Regions from separate parts of the Mus musculus genome. Here all the other regions are linked to region 1. The links are chromatin loops, found by intact Hi-C in ENCODE. Cell type or tissue: heart. All regions are shown on one strand. Links, peaks and the distances in the headings refer to the core of each region. The heading gives the core; the rest is flanking DNA. Region 1 holds the start of Becn1 (beclin 1, autophagy related). Region 2 holds the start of Psmc3ip (proteasome (prosome, macropain) 26S subunit, ATPase 3, interacting protein). Region 3 overlaps Ezh1 (enhancer of zeste 1 polycomb repressive complex 2 subunit). Region 4 holds the start of Vps25 (vacuolar protein sorting 25).

What was found. Hi-C counts contacts between places; a loop is a spot of excess contacts. Peaks named below come from ENCODE experiments on the same cell type or tissue, not always from the same donor. Only the 100,000 strongest peaks of a DNase experiment are listed, where the experiment ranks them.
Region 2: a loop joins it to region 1, with 3 times the contacts of the local background. A loop is called at or near these places in 6 of 42 quality-filtered maps.
Region 3: a loop joins it to region 1, with 6 times the contacts of the local background. A loop is called at or near these places in 27 of 42 quality-filtered maps.
Region 4: it touches region 1 in a loop (3.0-fold over the local background); 11 of 42 quality-filtered maps call a loop at or near these places.

What each region holds. Positions count from the first base shown.
Region 1 is chr11:101,299,886-101,305,328 of GRCm38, forward strand. It overlaps Becn1 (beclin 1, autophagy related), which reads right to left and starts at 2,401. Exons shown (of 12, transcript NM_019584.4): 1 at 2,247-2,401; 2 at 1,843-1,971. The coding sequence starts at 1,969. In heart, for the core only: CTCF peaks have their summits at 1,199 (motif pointing left) and 2,478; a DNase peak (open chromatin) is centred at 2,416; H3K4me3 peaks cover 1,744 bases; H3K27ac peaks cover 1,466 bases.
Region 2 is chr11:101,093,669-101,099,111 of GRCm38, forward strand. It overlaps Psmc3ip (proteasome (prosome, macropain) 26S subunit, ATPase 3, interacting protein), which reads right to left and starts at 1,767. Exons shown (of 8, transcript NM_008949.3): 1 at 1,675-1,767; 2 at 1,490-1,590; 3 at 1,268-1,357; 4 at 13-124. The coding sequence starts at 1,708. It overlaps Retreg3 (reticulophagy regulator family member 3), which reads right to left. Exons shown (of 9, transcript NM_026501.3): 8 at 5,340-5,443; 9 at 2,654-4,952. The coding sequence ends at 4,495. In heart, for the core only: a CTCF peak has its summit at 2,160; DNase peaks (open chromatin) are centred at 1,783 and 4,763; H3K4me3 peaks cover 1,925 bases; H3K27ac peaks cover 1,680 bases.
Region 3 is chr11:101,208,883-101,214,325 of GRCm38, forward strand. Ezh1 (enhancer of zeste 1 polycomb repressive complex 2 subunit) reads right to left here. Exons shown (of 21, transcript NM_007970.3): 6 at 4,842-4,962; 7 at 1,665-1,841; 8 at 498-600. Among named protein-coding and RNA genes, the nearest start is that of Ezh1, 15 kb to the right of the region's middle. In heart, for the core only: a CTCF peak has its summit at 3,165 (motif pointing right); no DNase peak of the experiment used is centred there.
Region 4 is chr11:101,251,617-101,257,059 of GRCm38, forward strand. It overlaps Vps25 (vacuolar protein sorting 25), which reads left to right and starts at 2,091. Exons shown (of 6, transcript NM_026776.5): 1 at 2,091-2,191; 2 at 2,415-2,560; 3 at 3,327-3,380; 4 at 4,393-4,481; 5 at 5,262-5,337. The coding sequence starts at 2,139. In heart, for the core only: a CTCF peak has its summit at 2,324; DNase peaks (open chromatin) are centred at 2,085, 4,465 and 4,895; H3K4me3 peaks cover 2,373 bases; H3K27ac peaks cover 2,484 bases.

The DNA.
Region 1 (5,443 bases), core at 1-5,000:
CAAGGATGTAGGGCTAGGGATGTGGCTGAGTGACAGAATCCCTGGTATGGGAAGAGGACAGAGAGCCAGGTACAGTGGTACATGGCTATAATCCCAGTGCTTCAGAATCTGAGGAAAATCTTTTTTGTTTTGTTTTGTTGTTGTTGTTTCAAGACAGGGTTTTTCTATGTGGCCCTGGCTGTCCTGGAACTTACTCTATAGTCTCACTGGCCTCAAATTCAGAAATCTTCCTGCCTCTGCCTCCCAAGTTCTGGAATTAAAGGCGTGTGCTACCACTGCCGGGCTGAGTCTGAGGAAATTCAAGCATGTGTTTAAAGCAAGCCTCTGTTATATAAGACTCTACCTCAAAAACAAAACATCACCAACAAAGACACAGCTAATATTCATTCAATGACAATCTATTCAGCCGTTTTTTTTAAAAGCATGAACTCCTGTCATTAAGACTGAAGGACATACATTAAATGAGATTATCCAGGCCCAGTAAAGCAAGCACTGCCTGGTCTCACTCAGGTGTGGTGCATCTCATTTAAACTGAGAACAATATGATGGTTATACACAACAGACTGGTTAGACAGGAGAAAAGTTCTGCTCTACTGGACGGTGCTGACTATGGGTACCAATGGTGGACTGCACAGTCCCCAAAAGCCAGCAGGGACGATTAGAAATGTTTCAACCACAAGGAAACAAACAAACAAACAAAACGTTAGAAGAGACAAATGTGCCAACCCTGATTTGAACATCATTACATGTGTATTCAAACATCAAGTGGCACCCCCTAAATATATCAGGTTTTAAAATGTATGAACACTAGTTTAGAAACATGTAAAGCCGGGCATGGTAGCACACAGACCTCCTTTATTCCAACACTTGGGAGATGAAAGCTTTCAACACACAACATTAACCTTTAAAAATGAAAAATAAGCCAGGTGTGGTGGCGCACACCTTTAAGCCCCAGGACTCTGAAGGCAGAGGCAGGACAATCTAGCCAGGCAAGGGCTAGAGTGAAACTCTGTCTATACCAACAGCAAGAACAATGAAAATAATTTTTTTTTAAGGAGAAGAAAAATAAAGAGCTGGGCAGATCACTCAATAGCTTAGAGCACCTGTTGCTCCTGTAAAGGACCTAGGTTCGAGTCCTAGCCCTCACACGGTGGCTCACAACCACCTGTTAACTCCAGTTCAGGGATCTGACGCCCTCTTCTGGCCTCTCCCGGCATCAGGCATTCTCGTCATGGACAGATGTACATGTAAGCAAACCACCTATACACATAACTAATACTAATTATGAATAAAAATGAATCAAGGTCTAGGGAGCTATATACAACAAAGCCAAGGTTTCCATGCTAATGCCAGGCCCATGAACGTGTTTAAACTCGCTAATCACCTCTCTCACTCTCTTCTTCAGGCTTCAAGGCTCTCCTACACTTCACTGGACCTCAGGTAAGTATGCTCACTGATGGCTCTAACCTCAACTCGTCACCTGTAAGAGGATGCACCATGGCACTTCTCCTGTCCTTTTTATTTTTGGAAACAGGGTCTCATTCAATAGCGCAGGCTGGCCTGGAACTTGAGGCAGCTCCGGCGTCAGCCTCCTGAGTTGCTGCAGTTATAGATGTGAGCCACCAAGCCTGGTTTCCACGGGGACTGTTACAGGACACCTGATTGATACACTGGTAAATCTTCAAGAAATTCTGTTATATGTGAATACTCCTTCACTCTGGAGACACTGTCAGAGGTCTATTCCTGACGAGAAAACCGAAAGCCAGAGACCGCCACCTCAATGTCCCTAAAGTTGCCCACTTCCCTCCTTCTTGACCACCCCTTTCCTCGGATCCTGCTGACCTGTGAGTTCCTGGATGGTGACCCGGTCCAGGATCTTGAAGCTCGTGTCCAGTTTCAGAGGCTGGCTACAGCGCTGGCACACGAAGCTCACCTGCATGGTGCTGCTGGACGCCTTAGACCCCTCCATGCCTGCGACAGCGGAGAAAAGACGACGTTAAGAAGAATCGGCTCCTTTGAACCTCGGGCCCGAGGCTACCCGCTGCCTTGGTGGTGGAGGTGAAGAGGAAAATCCCGGTCCGCGCCGTTCCCTCTGGGAGTGGGATGACACCAAGAGGACCCGCTTCCGGGGCAGAGCCCAGCTAAGGCAGTCTAGTCTCCCGAGCGGGGAAACGGGGCACCAGAGTGGCCGCCAGGGACTCTAGGCTTCTTCCTAAGGTCTCACTTCAGGCCCCGACGCTCCTCACCTCAGGAGCCCGGAGCCCGCCACCCAGGCTCGTTCTACCGCGGGGGCACGGTGGCCTCGGGTCCGCCCCGGAGCGAGACCTCCAGAGTTCCCATCGCCCGGTCTTCAGCTACTTCCCGGTCGGCTAGCTGAAGACTTCCGCCCAGGACCAGAAGTGACGTCACGACGGGAGCTGACGCAAGGACCCCTGCTCCAGATCCCTGTTTACCCGGCTCGGAGCGCCATCCAAAGGCCGAGCGGGGAAGTGCAGCAGTGCCGACAGGTGGGCCGAAGCTGCCCACACTCTTCTGATTTAGACGGTCCACTCAAGATTTGTTACTTCCAAGTGGAGCCACTTCTATATTCCTTAGGGATCAGGGTGTTGTTTGTTTGTTTGTTTGTTTGTTTGTTTGTTTGTTTGAGACAGGGTTTCTCTGTGTAGCCCTGGTTGACCTGGAACTCGCCCTGTAGACCAAGCTGGCATCCACTTCACAGAGATCCACTTGCCTCAGCCTCCTAAGGGCTGTGATTAAAAGCGTGCACCACCACCTTCCGGCATGTGTGAGCTTTTAAAGTGTATTTTTGGGAGAGTCAAATTGTCTAAACCCTTCTGAGGGAGTGCGTTTGGCAGGATGGTAAATTTTATTGTTATATGTATGTATGTATGTGTATGTGTGTATGTATGTATATATGTTTGTATATGTGTATATAATAAAATGCAAATACATTAAAGGTGATAGTTATATGTATGTATATATGTGTATGTGTGTATTATGTATGTATATAACAAAATGTAAATAAATAAAAAGGTGACAGTGGAGACTGGAGAGATGGCTCAGCAGTTAAAAGCACCAACCGCACTTCCAGATGACCTGGATTAAATCAAATCCATCCACCCACATGGCAGCTCATAACTGTCTGTAACTCCAAGAACTGACACCACTATCACCACTTTCACACAGTCATCCATGTATGCAAAACACCAATGCATTTGTGGTGTGTGTGTGTGTGTGTGTGTGTGTGTGTGTGTGTGAGAGAGAGAGAGAGAGAGAGAGCTGGCTCCTGTGAGTATGTGTGTATCTGGAATCATATCCAAGGCCTCTCATATACTAAGCAAGTACTCCACCAATGAACTGTATGTCCAGCCCTACTTTGTAAGTTTAACATATGTGGGCTGCCAAGATGGCTCAACCTGTAAAAGTGTGTGCACCAAACGTGAGAGAGACCCTAAGGTCAATTCCTAAGGATCGGAGTAGGAGGAGATGAAGTTGACCTCCAAAGGAATTCCAGGGTATGGACTGCCCTCCACCACCACTAAGGATAATAAAAATAATTGAATGTTTTCCATGTTGCTCCAGTTTTGTTAATTAACATTCTCATTGCTGCAATACATCACAGCAGAAACGCACAGATTACAGTGAATTTCTTTATTGATGGAAACTTCCATTGCTTCCAATTTGGGTGGATACAATAATATCACAATGAGGAATTGACTTTGTCCTAGAACAGAACCTTATCATTAAAAGTACTGTAGACTTTGGAATCTTCTCTTTATTAACATTGGCAGTTGTTTTCAAAACAACTCATATTATATTCTGCCTCTAGTAATCCATTAAAGGGCCTGTTTTATGATGCCTTGCCCAGTATTGGATAAGATATATTTGAGGAACAATAGCAGACAATGGCAGTTCTCCATTCTTTTTTTTTTTTTTTTTTTGGTTTTCAAGACAGGGTTTCTCTGTATAGCCCTGGCTGTCCTGGAACTCACTTTGTAGACCAGGCTGGCCTCAAGCTCAGAAATCCACCTGCCTCTGCATCCCGAGTGCTGGGATTAAAGGCATGCGCCACCATGCTCGGCTCCAGTTCTCCATTCTTGTAATTGATATCACTGATTGCTGATAAGGTTGAAGAGTTTGTCATGTGGTCGCCCCTTGCAGTTCTTACAAATTATGTTCACATATTTGTATTTATTTATTGGATCATAACGTCTTTCTCAGGTTTTAAAATAAATGTTTATGGCCAGGGGTGGTGGTGCACGCCTTGAATCTCAGCACAATGGCAGGCTGATCTTCACAGTGGCCGGCCTGGTCCTCATAGTGAGCTCCAGGTCAGTCAGGGTTGCATGTTAAGTCTTTGGCACACAGATAAACACACACAGACACACAGACACATGTAGACATATATGTATACACAAACACATAGATACACAGAGAGAGAGACACACAGACATCCATGTACACACATACATACAGACACACACAAACACACACACGAGTAAATAAATTCTCATGAATGGTTTAGCTAGCTAACCTTCCTTCCTTCCATCCTTCCTTCCTTCCTTCCTTCCTTCCTTCCCTCCCTCCCTCCCTCCCTCCTTCCTTCCTTCCTCCCACCCATGCTTTTTTTTTTTTAAAAAAAAGGAGATCTCATGAATCCCAAGGATGACTTCAAACTCACCAGGCAGCAGAAAATGACTTGAACTTTTGACCCTCCTGCCTCTCTCTATCTTCTGAGTGCTGGATTAACAATTACATGACCCAGGCTTTCATAACTCAACCACCTGAGATACGCTGCAGCTATTTCCTTCCTTCCTTCCTTCCTTCCTTCCTTCCTTCCTTCCTTTCTTTCTTTCTTGTTTTGTTTTGTTTTGTTTTGTTTTGTTTTGTTTTGTTTTGTTTCGAGACAGAGTTTCTCTGTGTAGCCCTGGCTGTCCTGGACTCATTCTGTAGACCAGGCTGGCCTCAAACTCAGAAATCTGCCTGCCTCTGCCTCCCAAGTGCTGGGATTAAAGATGTGCACCACCACCACCCAGCCCCTAAATTATTTTCTAAATGTGCAGAAATTTTTCATGTTTCATTTGTTTTGTGGAGACAAGATCTTGTGTACCTCAAACTATTCTCAAAATTTCTCTCTGGGGCTAGAGAGAATAATAAAATGCTTACTCTTGGGCTGGAGAGATGGCTCAGCGGTTAAGAGTACTGACTGCTCTTCCGAAGGTTCTGAGTTCAATTCCCAGCAACCACATGGTGGCTCACAACCATCCTTAATGAGATCTGATGCCCTCTTGTGGTGTGTCTGAAGACAGATACAGTGTACTTACATACATAAAATAAATAAATAAAACTTAAAAAAATAATATAAAATGCTTACTCTTGTAGAGAGGGGGCCCATGTTTAATTCCCACCACCATGTATAACTCCATGTCCAGTGGCATTTTCT
Region 2 (5,443 bases), core at 128-5,127, 210 kb before region 1:
GCCCAGTCTTACCGGCCTCCATGTGTCGGCAGCTCTGCTGTAAGCTCTGCACCTTGGCAGTGAGGGCCACGATACTGGCATCCAGGCCGTGGAGGTCCGCATCACTCACTGTGTCAAACTGGTTCTGCCAGCCAAGAGAAATATAGCTGATTCCATGAGGCACAGAGAGAAAAATACACATCAGGGGAGGCGGCATTCAAATATGGAAGCACCAGTAGGTGACCCCTAAACCCAACAGTGGGAGAGGATGCTGGGGCTAGTGGTACAGGCTCCTCACTCCAGCAACCTGGAAGGCTGAGGCAGGGGGACTATCTGTACATTAATTAAGTGGCTGGGCATACAGCTCAATGGCAAAGTAGAGCAGAATAAGTGAGACCAAATGCTTTAGAAAGTCTAAAAATACAGTGGAGCTCTTGAGCCATCTTGCCAGCCTCAATCTGCATTTAGATAGATCATTCAGGATACAACATCCAAGATTAAACCTTAATACATCATTTTAGACAGGCGGGTCTGACTGAGAGCAGTGATGACACGTTAGATTTAACAACTGCAAAATAAATAAATAAATAAAATTGAGCTAGCCTGGGCCACGTAGTGAGGGCTAATCTCAAAAAAGAGGGTGGATGGGGGTAATCAGATATAATTGACAAATAGCCACACATATCAGGTGTATAAATAAGAGAGACAAAGACTTACATTCTAATCTCTGGGTTGAGAAGAGAGGTTTCCTGACAGAAAAATGCTAGAAAGCCAATTAGGGGGCAGAGAGTAAGCATTCAACATTGGCCATATCGATGCTGGTACTCAATATTATCTGGATAATAATTATCCAGAGAGAAGTCTGGGTAGGAGAATGTAAATTTGATGTGTTTGGGGTAGTGGGGCAGAGGAAGAGGAAAAATGATTTGGCAGGAAACGATAGCAGAAACGAGACTAGGAGTTGTGAGTCAGGGTCTTCCTTTGTTCATAGCTCAAATGAACACTGATGAAGGCAGCGTGCAGCGTACAACTGACTTAAGAGTATCTGAAGCTCTTTCATACCACTGATTAGATTATTTTGTGAGGTGCCTCAACACTTTTTTTTTTTCCCCGAAACAGGTTTCTCTGTGTAGCCCTGGCTGTCCTCGAACTGAGAAATCCACCTGCCTCTGCCTCCCAAGTGCTGGAATTAAAGGCGTGCGCCACCACTGCCCGGCATGCCTCAACACACGAAATGCTGAGATTCACTCAGACAAGCTCTCAGGTGAGTGTTAATCTGAGTTCTCACCTGATCGGCAAAATAAATTTTCTGCTTGCCGTAGGTCTTCTCTTTGATCTTGCCTTCCTGGGCCAGCTGATCCAGCGCCTTCACTACCGCCTAGCAGAGGAGAGGGTGAAACAATTAGCGCGACCCCAGACGGGGGAGATTTCTGTTGTGACAAGGAAGGCAGGACCCAAGGCTAACAAGGGAGTCCAGCGGGGAGGGAGCCCCCGCAAAGGGGGTTCTCACCGCCTTGCCCAGTCCATGTTCCTTCTGTAGGTTTCCGAACACGTCCTGGGCGCTGTAGGGCCGGTTTTGTTCTTGCAGGTACCTCAGGATGATCCCGGGGGCTGCGGGAGACGAGGTAGGATATGGGGGTCACCTCCGACCCCCTCTCCTATTCCCCTCCCGGGTCTTGCGGGCTTTGCCGTTACCTCCAGCCGCAGCCTCGGCCCGGCTTTTACTCATGGCCTTTCCCGCCACCAAACTCGAGAGCTGGACTGGTCGGTTGCTCCGGGAAACGCCTCCTTCCGGTGAGGAGGCGGGACCTTAACGCTGATTGGCTAAGGAAGAAGCCTGCCGGAAGAGTACCCGGACCTTCCGGGACCCCGTAGCCCTAGTAGCGGCTGTCAAGAAGTCGCAGTCCCCGGCCTTAGTGACAGGTCAGCGGCCGCCTCCTGGGCCCGCAGTGCTGCCTGTGGTGAGCGGTCCTTTCTATAAGCCGCCAGACCCTGTTAGGCCGAGTTTGAGCACTCGTGACCTTGAGCTAAACCCGCGTGGTGTGGGAGCCGGGTCATCTACCACGCCGCTCAAGGGTGCACAGAGCTAGTCCTCCACAGGAGTGGGACTAGTTTTCTCACGTATAAAGGACCTGTAGGTACTTTTGTCAGAGGGTGGCTGTGAACGCCAAGGACACCAACGATTTTCGTGTCGCATGTAGGGGGCGCTCGACACCTAGTGTCATTTGAACGCCCAAGAAAGACGGTTAGGAATGGGGGCTACTCAAGCCACAAAGCTTGAAGTCTCCAGTTATGAGCTGCCACACCTGGCAGGTGCTTTCCATTCCTGACCACAGTGGCCAGTCCGGAGGAGCCTGAAATAAATATTTCTAGTTTCTGAGGTCTGCTGACGGTCAAAGAGCAGCTGTCCTTGCAGCTCAGTGGAAGGGCACAGTATTAATTTTTCAGTCCTTCAACCTAAAACTTCATTAAGCCATTATTCAGAGCCCGGCGAGGTGGCGCACGCCTTTAATCCCAGCACTTGGGAGGCAGAGGCAGGCGGATTTCTGAGTTCGAGGCCAGCCTGGTCTACAGAGTGAGTTCCAGGACAGTCAGGGTTACACAGAGAAACCCTGTCTAAAAAAACAAACAAAAAGATAAATCTAAAAGAGAAAAAAAATAACAATTGACAAATGCCCGCAAGGTATTAGTTATATTTATGTCTTGGTTGTAGGGGGGAGACGTGGCCTCAAGAGGGAAAAACAGAAAGGGCAGGAGGGTCCCTGACATCCACCTGGGCTTCCTCTTCTGAGGATCACCACACCAGATTAGCTATTATCAGATTAATGAGAAGACTTATCAAGGAAGTACACAACGAAACAGCAGTCTCTTAAAAGATTGTTCTCATACAAGATTTATTCCCCTGCACCCCCCCACCCAGCCCAATTCACAGTGGAGGACTTGGGAGATTCAGAGCAGGTTCCACTGGTACAAGAAAAGACCTGGATTTGCTTGCTCCCCTTCCCTCCCTCTTCCTCTTGCCAACTCCCAAAGCATGAAGCTACACACACTCATGCAAACACGCAAAACCCCAAGCCTTTCCCTCACCTCCCTTTTTTTGTTCTTTTCCACATCATCGAGTTCACCTGTAAGACATCTACCTGGCTCTAAGGAAAGAGATGTCCAAAGTATTTGAGAACCCTAAAGTGGGGAGATGCCATTATTATGCCTAACTTTCACACTCACTGACTATGAAACAGGCACCTGCCATTCCTCTTCTCACTGTTATTCACTCCCTGGCCTCTATCTTGTCCATCAACCAAGAGCAAAAGTGTTAGCACAACCCCCAACCTGCAGCACATAAAAATGGGCTCTGTCCAACATCCCTCACCCAAACACAAAAGTGCTGGGGGAGTGGTCCCTGAGGATCAGCAAAGGTTAATGCAAGAGGGAAAGAGGATAGAAGAATTTGGCTTGAGCTCTGATTTGGGAGACAGAGAGGCAGTATGCTGGCACAGGTTGAGAACCAATGATCATTTAAGGGGTTTTCACATGATTTGATTCGGGGCTGCAGAACACCTACCCTTGAGAATGGTCTCTGCTGATTACCAACATCCTTACTAACTGGGCTCATCCTTACAGGAGTTAGGAAGTGGTATGGTAAGAAGAGCTGGTGGCTCTTGGGATGAACGCCATGGCCATTTGTAAAGTGCTACTTTGCTATCCCCTGTGTAATTAGTGCTTCTCCAGAGGAGGAGCAAGGGAAGGAGGAGGGACATAAACATGGATATGATATTGCTTTGCTCATTGCTCAGATTGATGGTCAAATGGAGCCAAGGGTTAACAGCACCAAAGACAACCACACAGCTCCAGGAGCTTTCATGAGACCTCAAGGTAGGCACTCACCAACCCAGCCAGCCAGCTGATCCTACAGCTCACGGTGATATAGCAGAGGCTCAGCCCCACAGCATGTTCACATTTCTCAAACTCTGCAAGCACTCTGGAGTGCTCAGGGTCAGCCCTCTAGAAATGAAGATGGGCTCAGGGACAGGAAGTGGGCCTGCTCTGCAGAACCAAAGGGCACACTTGCTTTGAGAACACAAATCAAATCATGGTAAAAGACACAGATGATAACTCCTGTAGCTGCTGCCTGGCTTCTGTGGCTCCAGTGAGGTGAGGAGAAGAGATGGGCTCTTGTATCAGTGAGGGCCCCTGAGCACCCAGACCTAAAAGCAAACAGCACTACCTCCTCAAAGGGGAATCAAATCCCTACTTTGTTGCCCGTGTACCACCCTGATGGAGAGAAGCCTCCCTTGGGGCGGGAGTATGTTCTCACTTCAGTGACTAAGCACAGATACGATGTCTCACTGGCAGCAGGTAAGAGTACGTTCTCTTAGCAGGCCTCTGCATCAGCCAGGCCACCCAGCACACAGATAAAATTCAGGGGACAAGACTGGGTTCTTCCCTTGCCCCATCACAGTAAGTGGGGTGGAGGAAAATAACCTACAGCACAGTGACCCCCCTCAAAGGAGTCTCTCAGTGGCTCCTAGAACTGGCAGGGTCTAGCTGATTCAGCTCTGATTGGTCCAGAAGTTCAAAATCATCTCCTTCAGCATCAGTGTCCAGGTCTGAACTAGGGGCCCGGAGGAAGCCTCTTGTTGCTCTTCGGGGAGGTGGGCCAGAAGGGTCTGTCTGGGAGGCCTCTGACAAGGCCAGTTGGATCATACCCTGGGAGACCAGGCTGGCAAGGTTGCTGGTAAGGTTAGATCCTCCAGGAAGGGAACTAAGCAGGAGCTCTGGCAGTGCAGCCTCATTCCGACTAGCAGGCAGGACCTGGGTATCCCCAGCCCCTGGTGGGGAGCGGTACATCAAGCTGGGCATCCCAATGCTGGTGTCGTCCTCGTCGTCCAGGCCAGCAGGATCCACGTTAATGGAAGGGAAGTCTGGCAGGTCTCTGGCAAATGACTCCTCTGGATCACTGTGGCCATCTAGGTCTGAGAGAATACAGCTGTGTGAAACATGATAGCTGCATGCTCTCTGTGCCCACACCCACAAGAAGTCAACCCTATATAACCAGGTTTTCCCACCCTGTACTGGTTAAGATGAAGCAAAACCTTCAAGACTGGTTAGTTTGTTGTCAACACTCAGATGGTCATGACTGCTGATGGGCAGAGAACTGCCTGTCTTCCTCGACTGTGTCCATGACTAATAAGAGACTGGGGGCTTCAAGGGCAGCATAACAGCCATGTCATATCACACCCTTGGGCAGATTTATTACTTACACCACCACTCAGGAGAGGAGGGGGCACAAGGAAGCCCCATCCAGGGAAGCTACAATGCAAAAGTCAGAGTTACTATCAACTCAGGCCAAAGGTTCTCACCTTCAGAGCCTTCTGTTAGAGGTGTTTGGCCTCTTGACAGGTTAAATGTGCCATTTTCTGTACAGGAGACCTCAGCATCAGAGTGCTCCGAATCTGTGATAGCC
Region 3 (5,443 bases), core at 106-5,105, 91 kb before region 1:
CTACAAAGTGAGTTCCAGGACAGCCAGGGCTACACAGAGAAAACCTATCTCAGAAAACCAAAAAAAAAAAAAAAAAAAAAAAAAAAAGGAGAGAATCTGTTCACAGGCTGGAGAAATGGCTCAGCGGTTAAGAGCACCGATGGCTCTTCCAAAGGTCCTAAATTCAAATCCCAGCAAGCACATGGTAGCTCACCCGTAATGAGACCTGATGCCCTCTTCTGCTGTGTCTGAAGACAGCTATGGTGTACTTACGGTGTACTTATATAATAATAAGTAAATATTTGGAGGGAGCGGGGTAGAGCGAGCGGGCCCAGAGCGAGCAGAGGTTCTGAGTTTAATTCCCAGCAACTACATGATGGCTCACAACCATCTGTACAGCTACAATGTACTCATATACACAAAATAAACAAATCTTTAAAATAAATAAATCTCTTTTACAAAAAAAGGAGTCTGTTGACAAGCCCTGGGTCTGGCCTGAGTGGAACAGCTGTCCCTACCTCTCCTTCATGTCGTCAGGGACACCATTCTCAGGAAACATGGACGCAATGGCGCTGAAGATCATGTCATTTGGAAACTGTTTCTTGGAACTCTTTTTGTTGCCTGAATGGGAAATGACAGTGAACTCCTGGGCATAGACAAAGCTGTTTGTCGTTTTCCCTTTGTTGCAGCAGAACAAATGATTACAGCTGCTGTGCTCATCCAAACCTCAACTGTATTGATAACAAAGTCTACAGTCCCTATTATAATCAAGAGGAGTCTCTCAGAGGTGAAGACAGATGAATCCCACTATAACCCTGGTGCTGAAGAACAACTGGCACTGGGACTCTCATAGGAAGAGAGAGACACTGTCTTCTCTACAAGTACACTACAAGTAAATAACAGTGTCATTCGGTAACTCCGAGGTTTCTTCTTTTCCCATTCTGAAGTGCTTGTGCAGGTATGTGGATGTGTGTTTGTGTATGTGGGCACACATGTGTGGGCATGCGTGCATATGCATGTGCGGTCCTGAGGCTGATGTCTAGAATCATCTTCCTCCACTCCTCTTCCTTTGTCAACATGACTAGTCTGGCCAGCACTCTTGTCGTGGGGAATCCCCTTTCTACACCTTCTAAGGTTGGAATCACAGAGAGGACACCACACGCATTTTTGCATCTTCATGGGTTCTGGGTATCTGGGCTCCTGTCCTCATAGCAAGACTTTAACCACTGAGCAATCACCTTGGCCCAGAAATATTGAATTAAATACTAGTGACTTGGAAAATATTTGTAAAATTAAATTAAGAAGATAAAAGTTTATATCACGCACCCACACAATCTCAATTTTGTATGACCATGCTGATTTAGATATGTACAATTTACAATCTACAAGGAATAATCTGATTATTCCTATGTAGCAAGATTGAAGTATAATCTTATTTTCTCCTTTATATCTTTCCAGATTTTCCAAGCACAGTAGAATTAGAAACTAACAGCAATGACTACCCTGGAAATTGTTCCACTCTCACCGTCAGCTAGTTCAGTAGCTGAAGCTATCAGTTAATGACCATGTTTTCCTTGTAAGTAGACCAAAGAGAAGCATGAATGTTTTTTTAAAAAATAATACTCTCAAGTTTTCCATTCTTCCCTGTCAATTTCAAAATAGTCTATGGAAGCAGGGCTGTGCACCTTCGATAGCATGGCGCTTCCGTTTTCTTGTTACCGGCAGGTCCTCTTTGCTGTCGTCTTGCTTTCCATCGGAGGGGTCGTTGTGCCCGTCCTCCTCCTCATCAGAGTACTGGTTGAGGGCATCCACCAGCTCCAGAAACACAGCATCGCTGATCAGCACAGATCCAGGGATCATCTCTGAAACAAAGGAATAGAAAAGTGAGCAGTGGTGGCCGCACACTCTACTCATCTTTGCACACAGGGTTTAAGACAGGGTCTTGCGGCTGGAGAGACAGTCCAGTGGTTAAGAGTACTGACTGCTCTTCCAGATGGACCTAGGTTCAATTCCCAGCACCCGCATAACAGCTCACAACTATCTGTAACTCCAGTTCCAGGGGACTCAATACCCTTACCCAGACATACATATAGGCAAAATACTAATGGACATTTTAAACAACAACAAAAAAAAGTATCTTGTCAGGTGTAGTGGTGCACACCTTTAATCCCAGCACTTGGGAGGCAGAGGTTTGTGAATCTCTGAGTTTGAGGCCAGTCTATATAGTGAGTTCTAAGACAGTCAAAGCTATATAATGAAAACCAGTCTCAAAAAAAAAAAAAAAGATAAGGTAGGTTTTTTAGCACTCACCCTGCAGTCTAGGGGTGTAAGAGGTGTAACACCACATCATTTGATGAACCCTAACAACTACTAACAGTTAACTAGCTAGAGCCTTTACCCTTATTAGAATATTCCAGTTCTGTGGTCATTGGTAACACTGGATTTGCTGTTCAAAAATCTTAACAGCACACACAGTATGGTGGCACAAACCTTTAATCTCAGCATTCAGAAGACAGGGGAGCCTGGTCTACAGGCAGGGATCAGACATACTCTCAGTGTGCCAACAACCACAGCAAGGCAGGAAAATAACAATCAAGCGAAAAATCACTTGGCTTTGTGCTGTATAATGTCTCAATAGTGACTTCTCATTTATTTATTTATTCTATGTGAGAACACTGTAGCTGTCTTCAGACACACCAGAAGAGGGTGTCAGATCTCATTACGGGTGGTTCTGAGCCACCATGTAGTTGCTGGGATTTGAACTCAGGACCTTCGGAAGAGCAGTTGGTGCTCTTAACTGCTGAGCCATCTCTCCAGCCCAATAGTGACTTCTCTTAATCAAGACAATTTTTTTTTTCTCCTGGAGGGGAAATTGAGAAGGGGGATAACATCTGAAATGCAAATAAATAAAAAAACCAATTAAAAAAATGACAAAAAAAGGGGCCAGAGAGATGGCTCAGTGGTTAAGAGAACTGACTGCTTTTCCAGAGATCCTGAATTCAATTCAGAGAAACCACATGATGGCTCACAGGCATCTGTAATGGGATCTGATGCTCTCTTCTGGTGTGTCTGAAGACAGCTACAGTGTACCCACATACTTTAAATAAATAAGTCTTTTTAAAAAATGGAAATAAAGGATACCTTTTCTCCAAAATCAGTTCATTTGGTTATACTGCAACTTGAAATAATGTCTTTGAACACTAGAGGGTGCTGTGGATGTAATTTTGAATGTTAGCAACTGCATAGTAGGTAGGGCTATTAGCTGGCATATGCATGGAGAGACATTCTTCTCCCCACTGAACTCAGGATGTGAACAGGCTACGTACGCATGCACTCTCTCACTGAGCTATATCCCTAGTCCTTTTTCTGACTTGAGACAAGGTCTCACAAGACTGCCTAGTCTGGCACTGAACTTCCTCTGCAGCCTTAAGCGAGATCTGAATTTGCAATCTGCCCTAGTCTCCTTCCTGAGTTCATGGGACTACAAGGGTATACCATCCTACTTTTTTTTTTTTTTTTTTTTTAATTCTTCAAGATAGGGTTTCTTGGCCGGGAGGGTGGTGACGCAAGCCTTTAATCCCAGCACTTGGGAGGCAGAGGCAGGCAGATTTCTAAATTCAAAGCCAGCCTGGTCTACGGAGTGAGTTCCAGGACAGCCATGGCCATACAAAGAAACCCTGTCTCGAAAAACCAAGAAAGAAAGAAAGAAAGAAAGAAAGAAAGAAAGAAAGAAAGGAAGGAAGGAAGGAAGGAAGGAAGGTAGATAGATAGATAGATAGGGTTTCTCTGTATAACCCTGACTGTCCACGAATTCAGAGATCCTCTTGCCTCTGCCTAAAAGTGTGTGTCAGCACACCTAGCACCTGTTGCTACTGTCTATTCACTGATAATCTTTTCCAGAACTAGAACTATGACCTGGCAATAAGGCTCACTGGGTAAAGGCATTTGGGGACCGGAGTTCAACCCTTTGCACCATGTGTTGGAATTCACTCTCTGACTTCCACGCCACACTGTGTGGACTGCATCCCCCTAATAAATGTTTTTTGGTTTTGTTTTAAATTACAACAGGGGGCTAGAGAAACCATTCAGAGGTTAAAAGGACCAACCCAACAGACTGAGTCCCAGCACCCACAGGGCTGCTCACAACCTTCCAGAACTTGAGGCCAAAAGACCCACTGCCCTCTTTTGGCCTCCTTGGGCACTGCAGACACATGGTACACAGACATTTGTGTAGGCAAAACAACCACACACATAAAATAAACAAAAACTCAAAAGAATTTTTTAAAATTACAACTAAGTTCAAATGCTTTGCCTTTATAAAATAAGTATATAGAAGCCAATTTCTGAGACGTCCAGAAGAAACCTGGATCAAAGCAGTATGACAGAGATGATATGCTCAATGCTGTTCTCAGAGAGAGGGAACTGAAAATCAAAATGGCCTCTGATGTATTTATGGAAAATGTCAAAGATTCTCCTATTCAATCAACACTCTCATAGCTACTGATTACTAGGCAATTCTTTTGTTGTTGTTGATAGTTTTGTTTTTTTTTTTGTTTTTTTTCAAGACAGGGTTTCTCTGTGTAGCCCTGGCTGTCCTGGAACTCACTCTGTAGACCAGGCTGGCCTCAAACTCAGAAATCCGCCTGCCTCTGCCTCTGCCTCCCGAGTGCTGGGATTAAGGCGTGCGCCACCACGCCCGGCTAGGCAATTCTTTTTGTGACCCAGCTTCTTTTGTAGTATAAAATTCTAATCCTAAGTGATACCATCACACTGGAATATTCTTTAGCACCCACAGGGATGGAAGAGAACAAAGGCAGCAGCGGGCTAGCAAAGTCTTCCTGCAGTGAGCCCAGGATCACTACCTTCTTCACCGTGGACTTTGCCATCATAGTTATTGATCAGCTCTTCGATGAAAGTCTCATCTTCTTCCTTCACCTCGTCACCCATGTATGGAATATTGCACAAAACCGTCTCATCTTCCACCTGCAAAAACCAGATGGATTCACGCCACAAACCACCCTATCTCTCCTCTTTCCTACCCAATGGAGCATTTGCCGGGCTGGTCTTTCACTTGACCTGAGTCTCCTACATCCCTATAAAACCTCTAATGAAAGGGGCAGCACTACTCTTAGGGGGAAAAACAGTTTAGTCAATATTAACCACTAAGTGTTTACCTTGACATAAGCAATGGTATGTCCAAGCCTAAAGTTTGACTAAAGTTACCATAAAATTTGAAGTATTCCAGAAACATCCTCCTCCCCGTAACGAAGAAGCATGGCTGTAACTCGTATTAACACAGGTTATAGATGTTTTTGAGCAATAAAAAATTCTAAAGGAGAAAGGTGTTCAGCAGAAAACACAGATGTACAGCAAGGCTAAGCACACATTCCCCACTAAGCTACACTGCAGTGCCAACCTAGTCATCCCTCCATCCCCAAGGGTCAAGTAAAATCACTGGACAGTT
Region 4 (5,443 bases), core at 444-5,443, 48 kb before region 1:
GTGAGATCCTGTCTCAAACAACATCGACAAAGGTATCCAGGAGTGAGAAAATCAAGACTTAGCCAAACTGATGAGCGGGGAGGCAAACCTAATTATAAGTAGGAGTTATGATTAAAATCAATGAAGGGAATCTATAGGACCATCCGTCATGAGGGGGTAAAGGAGAGAGAGGTGTTAGAGATAAGTCAGACTTTGACCTTCAGAACTGACCTAAGGGGGGAAAATGTAGGGGGCTGAAAAGATAGCTCATAGATTAAGATCAGTCACTGCTCTTACAAAGGACCAAAGTTCTATTCCATTTAAATAGCCATGTCAGGCAACTCACAATCACCTGTAATTCCAGCTCCAGGGAATCCTCTTCTTGTCTCCAGGAGCACTTGCATAAATGCATATATACATATAAATAAAAAGAAATTAATACCTTCTTTAAAAAGAAAGAAGGTGGGTCTAGAGAGATGGCTTAGCAGTTAAGAGCACTGAGTGCTCTTCCAGAGGTCCTGAGTTTAATTCCCAGCAACCACATGGTGGCTCAAAACCATCTGTAATGGGATCTGATGCCCTCTTCTGGTGTGTCTGAAGACAACTACAGTGTACTCACATATCTAAAATAGATATATCTTTAAAAAAAACAGACCATGGACACAGCACACACATGTAATCTCAGTTCTCAGAAGGTTGAGGCAGTGGGATTAAAGGCTGAGCTCTGGGATAAAGGTGTGCTCAGCTAACATTTTTTTTTTCTTTTAAGATTTATTTGTTTATGTATGTATATGAGTACACTGTAGCTGTCTTCAGACACACCAGAAGAGGGCGTCAGATCTCATTACGAGTGATTGTGAGCCACCATGTGGCTGCTGGGATTTGAACTCAGGACCTTCAGAAGAGCAGTCAGTGCTCTTTACCTGCTGAGCCATCTCACCAGCCCTAACATTACTTTTAAATAGAAATAAAGTGAGCTACACAGAAAGGGAGGGAGGCATGATGATAGTGATATCCGGAAAGAAATTGAAAAATTGAGGCAACACGTTACTTGTAAAGGAAGAATGGCAGTTTTGAGTTCAAAAGGCAAAGGAAGAAAAAATGGGGAGGAGCTTTGGAGCTATGAATTAAACATTGTGACAGAGAGAGATTAAGGGATTCTCACAATAATTCTTCAGGGAACAGAAAGATAGACACAGGCGGACTATTTTGAATGAGGATAACAGGGAATCAATGAAAACAGCCCAGCTTCTTCTCGCTCTTTAAAGGTGAGCATCTCCTAGCAGCCCAAGGTCAGCCTTCTTTTCAATACACCTTTTGTTTAGTGCTCTTATCCCTTAAATGGGTTCATATTGCATGTCAGGTCAGAAGACTCCCAAACTTGTATTTCTAGATCCAACAAGGCTCCCCTGAGAGTCCAGTAGTGAGATTAGTCAGCGAGCCCGGGACTCAGTAAACATGTTCTGGTTGGTCTTCAGCAATTTTCCACAGCTCAGCAGTGGAAGTACTGTTGGGAGAATGGAAACAGTAATTCTGGTTTGGGAACTGACCCGTAGTTTAGGCAGGCAAAGGGACAGATCTGACTAGTGTAGGCTGGGTATGAGTCAGATGAAGCCAAAGGGATTCCAAGTCTGGGGTCTAGAAAGGAAGAGGTTAAGAGCTAAACGTTAGTTTTGATTCTTTGAAAAAAGCAATAAGTTTTGATTCTTTGAAAATCGCGTATAGCGATGCAAACCACACAATATGCTCCCATGATCCTACAGGAAATTTAAGAGTGAAGTCAACCTGGGTGGGAATGCAGGAAATTTCGGCATCATGAGTTTAAATTGGCAACCGACACGAAGGTGAAGCCTCCAGATGTGGATTCTAACTTGCGTTCGGCTGACCTCGCAATTTGCAGAGGGAAACTACGTGTCGTCGTCCCCCCCCCCCCCCCCCGCCCCCGTTTCCCTCTGTTTAAGCGACAAGACCCAGAACTCCTGCGCTTCATGTTGAAGTTTTTCTTTAGACAGCAGCAGATTGGTGACAAGAACCGTTCCCATCCCACTGCGGCGCCTCCCGAGAGGAGTCCGGAACCTTTCTGCTGTGCTGTCAGCCCGGACATGCTGAGGCGGAGACCGGAAGCCCCTTGTCGGTTCCGGGTTTTCTGGGCTACTACGATGGCGATGAGTTTCGAGTGGCCGTGGCAGTACCGCTTCCCGCCCTTCTTTACGTGAGGCTCAGACCCTGAGAAGCCCAGTGTAGCTCCCTCCCGTCCCCGGGGCCCAGGGCTCAGCCCTGATGATTCACTTGGGGTTCCGGGGGAGACGGGAGCTGCCGGCCGCCTTCCTGTCCAGCCAGCCCGTCACTGTCTCCCCCTAACGTGCTGCTAGGCTGGTGCTGCTGCCGCCCTCTTCCACGCTTTAATTCCTCGTCCTGCTCCCTTCGCCCGGCAGGTTACAGCCGAACGTGGACACCCGGCAGAAGCAGCTGGCCGCCTGGTGCTCTCTGGTTCTGTCCTTCTGCCGCCTGCACAAACAGTCCAGCATGACGGTGATGGAAGCCCAGGAGAGCCCGCTTTTCAACAACGTCAAGCTACAGCGTATCCTCCCTCAGGCTCTTCCATAGCCCACCCCCAGCCCCCACACACACGCACTCCCACACTTTTCTACATGCCCAGACTGCATCTCCCCACCTCCCTTTACCCACAGTAGGCAGGCTTCTATTCAACCTGGACTTGGGAAACAGCAAAACTAAATGGCAGATAATCATTTTATATGCACTTTTGCAGGCAGTGCAAGCTCCCTTTACCCTAGTTAATGAGTGCTGGGGTCTTTAAGTCCCAAGCTTTACACACTGGACCCTTTAAAACTATTTGAATCTCCTCTCTGTGAGCCTCAAATCCCAAACCATCTTTAATAATTTTTTTGACTTGCCCCACCTCTCCCAGGAAGTGAGGGTCATTTATTTTTGCTCTCTGATTCATAGGTAAAATTTGTGGAGAAAAAGGCACAGAGAATGAAGTAAAGGGTAACACCCTTTATTTTCTAAAACTCTTGCCTTTTATTTGAGACCTGATCTCTATAGCCCAGCCCAGCCTTGGACTGGTGATTCTCCTGTGTCCATCCCATAAGAGCTGGTATTACAGGCCTGTAACACACTTTGCTAGTTCTTCCTTCTAACTGGAAGTTTCTTTTTACCTCCTTTTCCAGAATATTGAGGAAATGCAAACATATCTTCTTCAAAAATTGCATGTATGTATGGCAGGGAAAGGAGGGGGCTAGATCATTCTTTATCGTGGGCCGAACTCCGAAAATGTTTTATTTAACCTAATTTACATGTAGGCCATTCCCTTAACCTTAAGCCAGGGAAACTTCCTGTGGAGTCAATTCAGATTGTATTAGAAGAACTGAGAAAGAAAGGTGGGTTCAGTTCTCAGATACCTGTTGGTTTGTTTGTCTGTTTAAAGATATATTTATTTATTTCATGTATATGAGTACACCATTGCTCTCTTAAGACACACCAGAAGAGGGCATCAGATCTCATTACAGATGGTTGTGAGCCACCATGTGGTTGCTGGGAATTGAACTCAGGACCTGTGGAAGAGCAGTCAATGCTCTTAACCACTGAGCCATCTCTTCAGGCCCCCTGGTTTTGTTTGGTTTGGTTTGGTTTGGTTTTTTTTTTTTTTTTTTTTTTTTTTTTTTTTTTGGTTTTTCGAGACAGGGTTTCTCTGTATAGCCCTGGCTGTCCTGGAGCTCACTTTGTAGACCAGGCTGGCCTCGAACTCAGAAATCCGCCTGCCTCTGCCTCCTCTGCTGGGATTAAAGGCATGCGCCACCACGCCCAGCTTGTTTTGTTTTTTAAATACTGTTTTTCACATGTCCTGTGGTATTTGCCTTCTTATATGTCTGTATGAAGGTGTCAGATCCCCTGGAACTAGAGTTACAGACAGTTGTAAGCTACCATGTGGGTGCTGGGAATTGAAGCCGGGTCCTCTGGAAAAACAGTCAGTGTTAACCACTGAGCCATCTATCCGGCCCCTCCCCTACTTTTTTTCTTCTTACTTGGGATTTTTTTTCCCCTGAGGGTACAACAGGGCAACTCTTCCTTTTAGTGACCTTTTTTTTTTTTTTTTCTTTTTTGTCTCTCTCAGCCTGAAGCCTCAAGTATTCTGAGATGGCCTAGTTCTCCCCCCACCCCCCACCTCCTGCCATCCCCACCCCCACCCCCTGTTAGTGTACAGAATTAAATTTCCTCTCTGGCCTAAGAAAGATAGACTAAGAAGAACAGGATGCCTTATAAGTAAGAATAGTAAAAATACTATTGTATCTCTTGTTCTGAAAGCAGAGGCTCGTCCCCTCTGCCGGGTGTTGGTATTTGCCTCTGTGCCTTTTTTAGAGCACGATGCTCTCATAAGTATCTGTTTTACAGGGAACCTCGAGTGGTTGGATAAGAATAAGTCTAGCTTCCTGATCATGTGGCGGAGGCCAGAAGAATGGGGGAAACTCATTTACCAATGGGTGAGGCCACCCTGCTAAGCCCTAGGCAGTGACCCATGGCAAAGAAGACTTGTTGCCTGTGCCCAACAGATAGCTGGCATCCTTAGATGCAGACCTGGCAAAGTGGGGAGTGGGCGAGAGAGGAAGCATGGGCCTCGCTGGCAACCATCCTTCTGTGATGCAATGCCTCTCCTGCACAAAATCTCTCTTTCTTTGGCTGTCAGAGGCCAGAGGCTACGTGAGGCCATGTTTAGAGAATGCAACACTGGGAACCTTGAGTGCTATTGTTGGCTGGAGCCTCTGGCCACAGGAGATAAATGGGGAAAGGAAGGGAGAGAAAAAAAAAAAAAAACCTGGGTTCCCTCTCCCACTGTGCGTCCATGGCGTTGTCTCCATGAATGCACCTTCTGAACCAGTGTGGGTGTGAGGACAGAATCCTCTGTCCCTCAAAGTCCTACTCACCACCAGCTCCAAACATTCCCAGGAGAGGAGGAGGGGAGGGAGCGTCAACAGCCTAAATATAACAAATACACACCGCCCATTCCTGAAGAGAAAATAACCAGAGTGAGAGGTCACTTTTGAGACACGTGAAAGGCTGTGGCTTAGTGGTTCTGAATGTGTGTACACACATACAAATATAGCACCTGTAGGGTTTACAGTAAGGCTTAGGACACTGCAGAGGTGACAGTGCTCATTTGGGTATAGGTACCATTCCAGGAGAAAAAAAAAAGGCAGAGCTGAAGTTCACCCTCTCCCAAGAGACTCTTGGTCCTTGCTCAGCCTCGTTTTCTGTGCCCTCAGGTTTCCAGGAGTGGCCAGAATAACTCTGTGTTTACTCTGTATGAACTGACGAGTGGGGAAGACACAGAGGATGAAGGTAATGCCTTTTTCTTCTTCTATTTCTCTGGTCAGGAATCCTCTTTTCTCCAGTGGTTTTTTTTCTTTCTTTCTTTTTCTTTTTTTTTTTTTTTTTTTTTTTTTTT